Linked DNA regions of Homo sapiens: region 2 is linked to region 1. Evidence: read pairs that join two places in POLR2A ChIA-PET (ENCODE). Cell type or tissue: PC-3. All regions are shown on one strand. Each heading gives the region's core, and the rest is flanking DNA. Links, peaks and the distances in the headings are about the cores only. Region 1 overlaps PPP1R12B (protein phosphatase 1 regulatory subunit 12B). Region 2 overlaps PPP1R12B (protein phosphatase 1 regulatory subunit 12B).

Region 1 (2,812 bases), core at 80-2,579:
AGTTGAGGGATGATACACACACACACACACACACACACACACACACACACACACCCCAAAGCTCATCAAAACCACTCCCACGCTCATCAATACAAAGGAAAAATACTCAGATATCTAGATCAGGTCAAACCAAAAGGTCCTTTTTTTTCTTTCCCTTTTCTTCCTTTTTCTCTAAGGGTAAGATAGATAATCACTAGGGACTCTTGCCCCCACTGAAATTCAGAGAAGAAATAGAGTTATTGTTCTTACACTGAATAATTCCAAATAACCTTGAGGTCCTTTGGGGATTTCAATAATCTGAAAAGTACGTATGTATGTACACATATGTATGTATGGAATGTGTGTGTGCAAGGGAATACAGACACATTTATATGAGAAATGTATATGTATAAAAATCCCGGAATGCTATTGAGATACAATTTATGTACACGTCAATAAGAGAGAGCATCTATGAATAAGAAAGAGAACGTGGGTAGTCATTAGTAAAGGAAGTAATTGCTTTATAAATTCTAGCACTATCAGTGCAATCCAATTAATTACCCTAACAACCGCATGAACACTTGATCAAAAGACAGTGACTTTCAAAGACTACACTATAGATACTTGAGATTTTAATACTTCAAGTGTTAGAACAGAGCATGACTCAAATATGAAGAATTCAAAAGGCATATACACAATCATTTGTTTGGTACAAGCACAGGAGATCTTCAAAGGGATACACTCAAGTTCAGAGTAATAATTTACCAGAAAAGTCAGGAAAAGCTCTGGAATCTGTAACCAAAGCAGGCAACAGCGAAGAAGAGAGAAGGTATCTATTGACACTGAGAAGACAGAGCCAAGGAATGGGGGGGGTGTTGAGAATATAAAGCTTCAGGGCTCTACTCTCAGGGGAAGAGGTGGGTATACAGCTTGAACATTCACTCTAAAATGGATAAGAAACAAATACAATAACCCAAAGTTCAAATCATGTTCACAGAAATTGTTTCAAACACATTTTCTTCTTTACTCACAGGTCATATCAAAACCATTTTATAAAACTCTCCACTAGGGCAACAGCAGCCCTGGGCTGGAAACTCTAGGTAAATAATGAAACTCCTTCACCTCCTGAGTCTTCTGCCTGCCACAGAACAACTTGTTGTTTGTGTAAGATAATATCACCTGTGGTTTGCTAAACCAGCAACAACGTATCATGAGAACAAGAAGGAAGGATGAATAAATCCTGACAGGGTAGAACTTCACAGAGGAGGTGACACCTGAGCCAAGCCTTGAAGTGATTAGGAGGGTTTTACGAGGCATAGAAGGGGAGCAGGAGCAGTTAAGCAAAGAGAACGGTATGAACAAAAAGTTCATGGAGTGCTCAGGAGATGGCAAATAACAAATGAGAAGGTATGTGAATGAGGTTGAGGAATGGTAGGGAAAAAAACTGGTAAGACAGGTTGAAAGCATTTTATATGCGTTTTTACTCTGCATGTGAATGGCTTCAAAATGCAAAATTGCATCAGAATCTCTGGGATACCTGGTAAAAATACAGATTCCTGTGCTGTACTCCAGATCTACTAAATTGAAATTTCCAGAGTTGGGGCTCAGGCATCTGTATTTTTCTTTAATTGTCCTCATTCTTAAACAGACAGAATCTGCATTTAATGAGTATTCTGATGTATAACCAAGCTCGAAAGCCAATGATGGATTGTTTTTTAAAGAAAAGTTATATCATTAGATTGGTATTTTAAAAATAACAAGGTACTATTAGAAATAGACTGTAAAGATGTGAAATTAGGGGAAAAAATAGACCTATGGCAGACTATGGCAATCATGCATTCATTTATTCAACAAGAATTTTAAAAATACCTACTATGTACCTACAAGTTCCCATAAAGATGACAGTCTCAACTAGAATACTAGCAGTGTAAATGGAGACAAGAAGACAGAGTTATGAGACATTACACAGATAGAACTGACAAGTCCTGGTAACTCAGTAGACGGTGGAGATGGGGACGGAGGGAGCAAATCAGTTTTCATCAGTGATTTCCAAACTTGGATAAGCATCAGAATAAAAGATTCCTGGGTCCTACCATAGACCTAATGAATCAGGCTCTTTGGAGGATACAGTTCAGCAGCCTCTATTGTTAACATGTGCCCCCAGGTGATTCTCATGCAGTCAATTGGGAATCAATGACTTAAATGACTGAGTGGCTGATGATATTTCTTTTCAAGAAGAGAAAACAGGAGGAGCAACAAATTTTGTGATAGGATGAGAACAATTTTGCTCTGGAAATACTGAGACCGAGAGAAACCTGTAAGACATCTACATCAAGATGTCTAATGGGCAGCTGGAAATGCATATCTTGAGTCCAGGAAAAAAGTCAAGTCTAAACAGGTCAGGGTCAGACAGATCTCGACATCATTAGTACATAATGAGGGATGAGGCCATGGGAGTGGGTAAGGTTACAAAGACGAAAGAATATAGAGAAAGTGGGTTGGGGTAGAAATCTGGGCAAAGAGTGGGCAATGGAAGAGGAATCGTGAGCAGAAGAGTGATTCAGGAGGTAAGAAGAGGATCTGAGGGGAAAAAAAGCATTGTTTTGGAAGCCAAAGAATAAGCGTTTTAATTCATATGGAGATCAAGTAGATAAAACGTTATAAAATGCTCCAAAAGGATAAGAACTAGAAAAATGGCCGGGCGCGATGGCTCATGCCTATAATCCCAGCACTTTGGGAAGCCGAGGTGGGCGGATCACCAGGTCAGGAGTTGGAGACCAGCCTGGCCAACATGGTGAAACCCCATCTCTACTAAAAATACAAAAATTAGCCG
Region 2 (2,812 bases), core at 240-2,739, 67 kb before region 1:
CTCTACACAAGAAAAAGACATTAAAGTCACTTACAATATTAGTCTCCACCTGTTCCTTAATTCTTGGCAGTGGGAGTCTTTGTGGTAGTCCTCAGCCTAGATTTGATGACCATCTTCTTGGATTATCCAGAGACAACTGATACTCTACAGTCTCAGTATGCTTAGTTCTCCCTCACCTAATTCAGCAACTGCTCTCTCTTCCCATTTAACCAAATGCCTAATTGTCTATATTCATAACTGCAAAAGTGAGAAATTGAAACAAAAACCAAACCGGATTCTATAAGTATCCTTAACCACAGACTTTTCAACAGCAAGCTGTATAATTAAACTCATTTACATGAAAACAAGACCTTTGTTTCTTATCGAAGAGTTGGGAGCAACCATTGGCTCTCCACCCAAAAAGCTATCATTTGTGATGTCACAGCTGTTGCTGGGGTAACAGAGGTCCAAAACTGATACAGAGATGGAGAAAGCAATGAAAAGCACAAATATTAAAAATCTATTTTTTTCACCTACTCACAATTATTAGCAGAAATGTTCACGGGTAGCTCTAAGCTTACTTCCAAATAATCAAATTACAAGCTTGAAAAAAAATAATAAAAACATAAAAATATAAATATGGTACCTAGATACAAACATAAAGGCAGAATATTTTAAAAGATACATGTAATATCTAAAAAAACACATGCTACTTCTCCAGAAGCAATTAATGACTAAGAAAAAAGGTGAAATTTTATAGTCTTTTTTAACAAAAAAAGAAAAGGCAAAAAATTCCTCAGACTTACAAGATACGAATCTATAGGAAGTACTAATAAAATTAGCTAGACACACAGCTATAAAAAATTACACTTAACCAAACCTTACCTGAAGTTCTTTTTAGGTTACTAACATGTTTTGGTCTCACTGTAATTTCTTATGCTTTTGAAATGCCAAGGATTTTATTTTATTAAATTACATAATAGGACTTTTACTATTATTTTGAAATGCAGTGTAATTTTACAAGTAGATTGTTAGAATAAGAACAGCCCTAGAGCAGAGATCAGAGGATATGCAATGGAGTAGGATAAATATGGGCTTTGGAAACACAACATTTGCTTAAATGTAGACTCTCTGATCTCTTCTTCATTGATAAAATAGAGATAGTGGCACCTTAAAATACAGGGTTCTTCTAATGATTAAATAAAATAATGTCTGCAGGACACCTAAAATAGTACCCAGAATAAAATATAAACTCAGCAGATACAAACAGTGACAAAATAGGTAAGAGCTTTGAAATGTACAAATCTGAGTTCAAATCCTATCTCAGGCCCTCACTAGCTGTGTGACCTTGGGCAGATGATTAACCATTTGGTCTGAGTTTCCTCGTCTATAAAATAATACTTCATATAATAGGGGGCTCATTATAAGAGAATAGATGATATATGTATGCATGAGACAGCTAGTTGTCTAACCCATATCCATTGTCCCTTTCTTCTTTATGAACTGAATCCCTATATCATTGAGGGCAGCAATATACCTAGTTAAAAGTCCACACTTCTCAAAGTCTCCTGGCCACTAGAGGTATCCAATGAGACATATGCAGACAACTAGTACTTCTGGGAAAATTCTCAGTTCAGAAGCATTTTTTCTTTGTCTGCTTCCTTCTTTCCTCTTCCTTCTTCCCTAGAGTACAGCCATGATAGCTATAGCTTCAGCAGTTATTCTGGACCATCAGGCAACCCATGGAAATGGCAGCCATGATGCAAGAACTGTGGAGCGAAAGAACCTGGATCCTTTAATGACTGTGGAGCTACTAAGCCAGCTCTGCATATTTCTGGACTTTCTTAAGTGCAAGAAAAAAAAAAAAACCTTTACCTTATTTAAGCCACTACTATTTAGATTTATCGTTACATATGAGCAAACTAAATCCCAGTATAATAGCCAACCAAATGCCTGTCACATAATGGGGTCCAACAAATGGCAGCTGTAATTATTTTCTCTCAGTTGCAGCTCTTAATAGTTATAGTAATAGCAATATAGTATTATTATATAATATATAATATTATATATGTAAAATATAGTAATACGGCCGGGTGCAGTGGCTCTCGCCTGTAATCTTAGCACTTTGGGAGGCCGAAGTGGGCGGATCATGAGGTCAGGAGATAGAGATCATCCTCATCCTGGATAACACGGTGAAACCCCGTCTCTACTAAAAATACAAAAAATTAGCCGGGTATGGTGGCATGCGCCTGTAGTCCCAGCTACTCGGGAGGCTGAGGCAGAAGAATTGCTCGAGCCCGGGAGGTGAAGGTTGCAGTCAGCCAAGACTGCACCACTGCACTCCAGCCTGGGTGACAGAGCGATATTCCATCTCAAAAAAAAAAAAAAATATATATATATATATATATAGAGAGAGAGAGAGAGAGAGAGAGTAATATAATATAGTAATAATAACCTCTCTATGTTTGTTTCTTCAGCTATGGTGATAATAGTTAACATGTCTATGCAACTGGATTATTATAAGGACCTAATAAATTTACCTATAATTATACAGTATTATTATTAATAATCCATCATAAACCCTTCCCTCCTGGCTGAATTAATGATTACCGCTTATTTTAGGGAAAGAAATCTAGTAAACTGACAAATATCAATCAAGCACCATCACTGGTGTTCCTGCAACAACACTATCATTAAGATTTTTTTCATTTTCTTTATCAGTTGTAGACACAGACCCAAAAAAAAGAGACCCTTTGCCAGCACACATAAAGGATTAAAAGCCACAGTTAAAACTACAGCTAAAGTCCTAATGTACTTTCACAGTAACATTCTA

The links. ChIA-PET counts read pairs that join two places held together with the same protein. Peaks named below come from ENCODE experiments on the same cell type or tissue, not always from the same donor. Only the 100,000 strongest peaks of a DNase experiment are listed, where the experiment ranks them.
Region 2: POLR2A ChIA-PET joins it to region 1 with 7 read pairs; 2 of 35 experiments call an interaction of 5 or more read pairs at or near these places.

The regions. Positions count from the first base shown.
Region 1 is chr1:202,378,640-202,381,451 of GRCh38, reverse strand. All of the region lies in intron 1 of PPP1R12B (protein phosphatase 1 regulatory subunit 12B), which reads right to left. Among named protein-coding and RNA genes, the nearest start is that of PPP1R12B, 31 kb to the right of the region's middle. RefSeq lists enhancers at 1,101-1,631, 2,168-2,667, 2,668-2,812. In PC-3, for the core only: a CTCF peak has its summit at 1,049; a DNase peak (open chromatin) is centred at 1,221; H3K27ac peaks cover 1,337 bases.
Region 2 is chr1:202,445,813-202,448,624 of GRCh38, reverse strand. All of the region lies in intron 12 of PPP1R12B (protein phosphatase 1 regulatory subunit 12B), which reads right to left. Among named protein-coding and RNA genes, the nearest start is that of PPP1R12B, 99 kb to the right of the region's middle. In PC-3, for the core only: no CTCF peak of the experiment used is centred there; no DNase peak of the experiment used is centred there.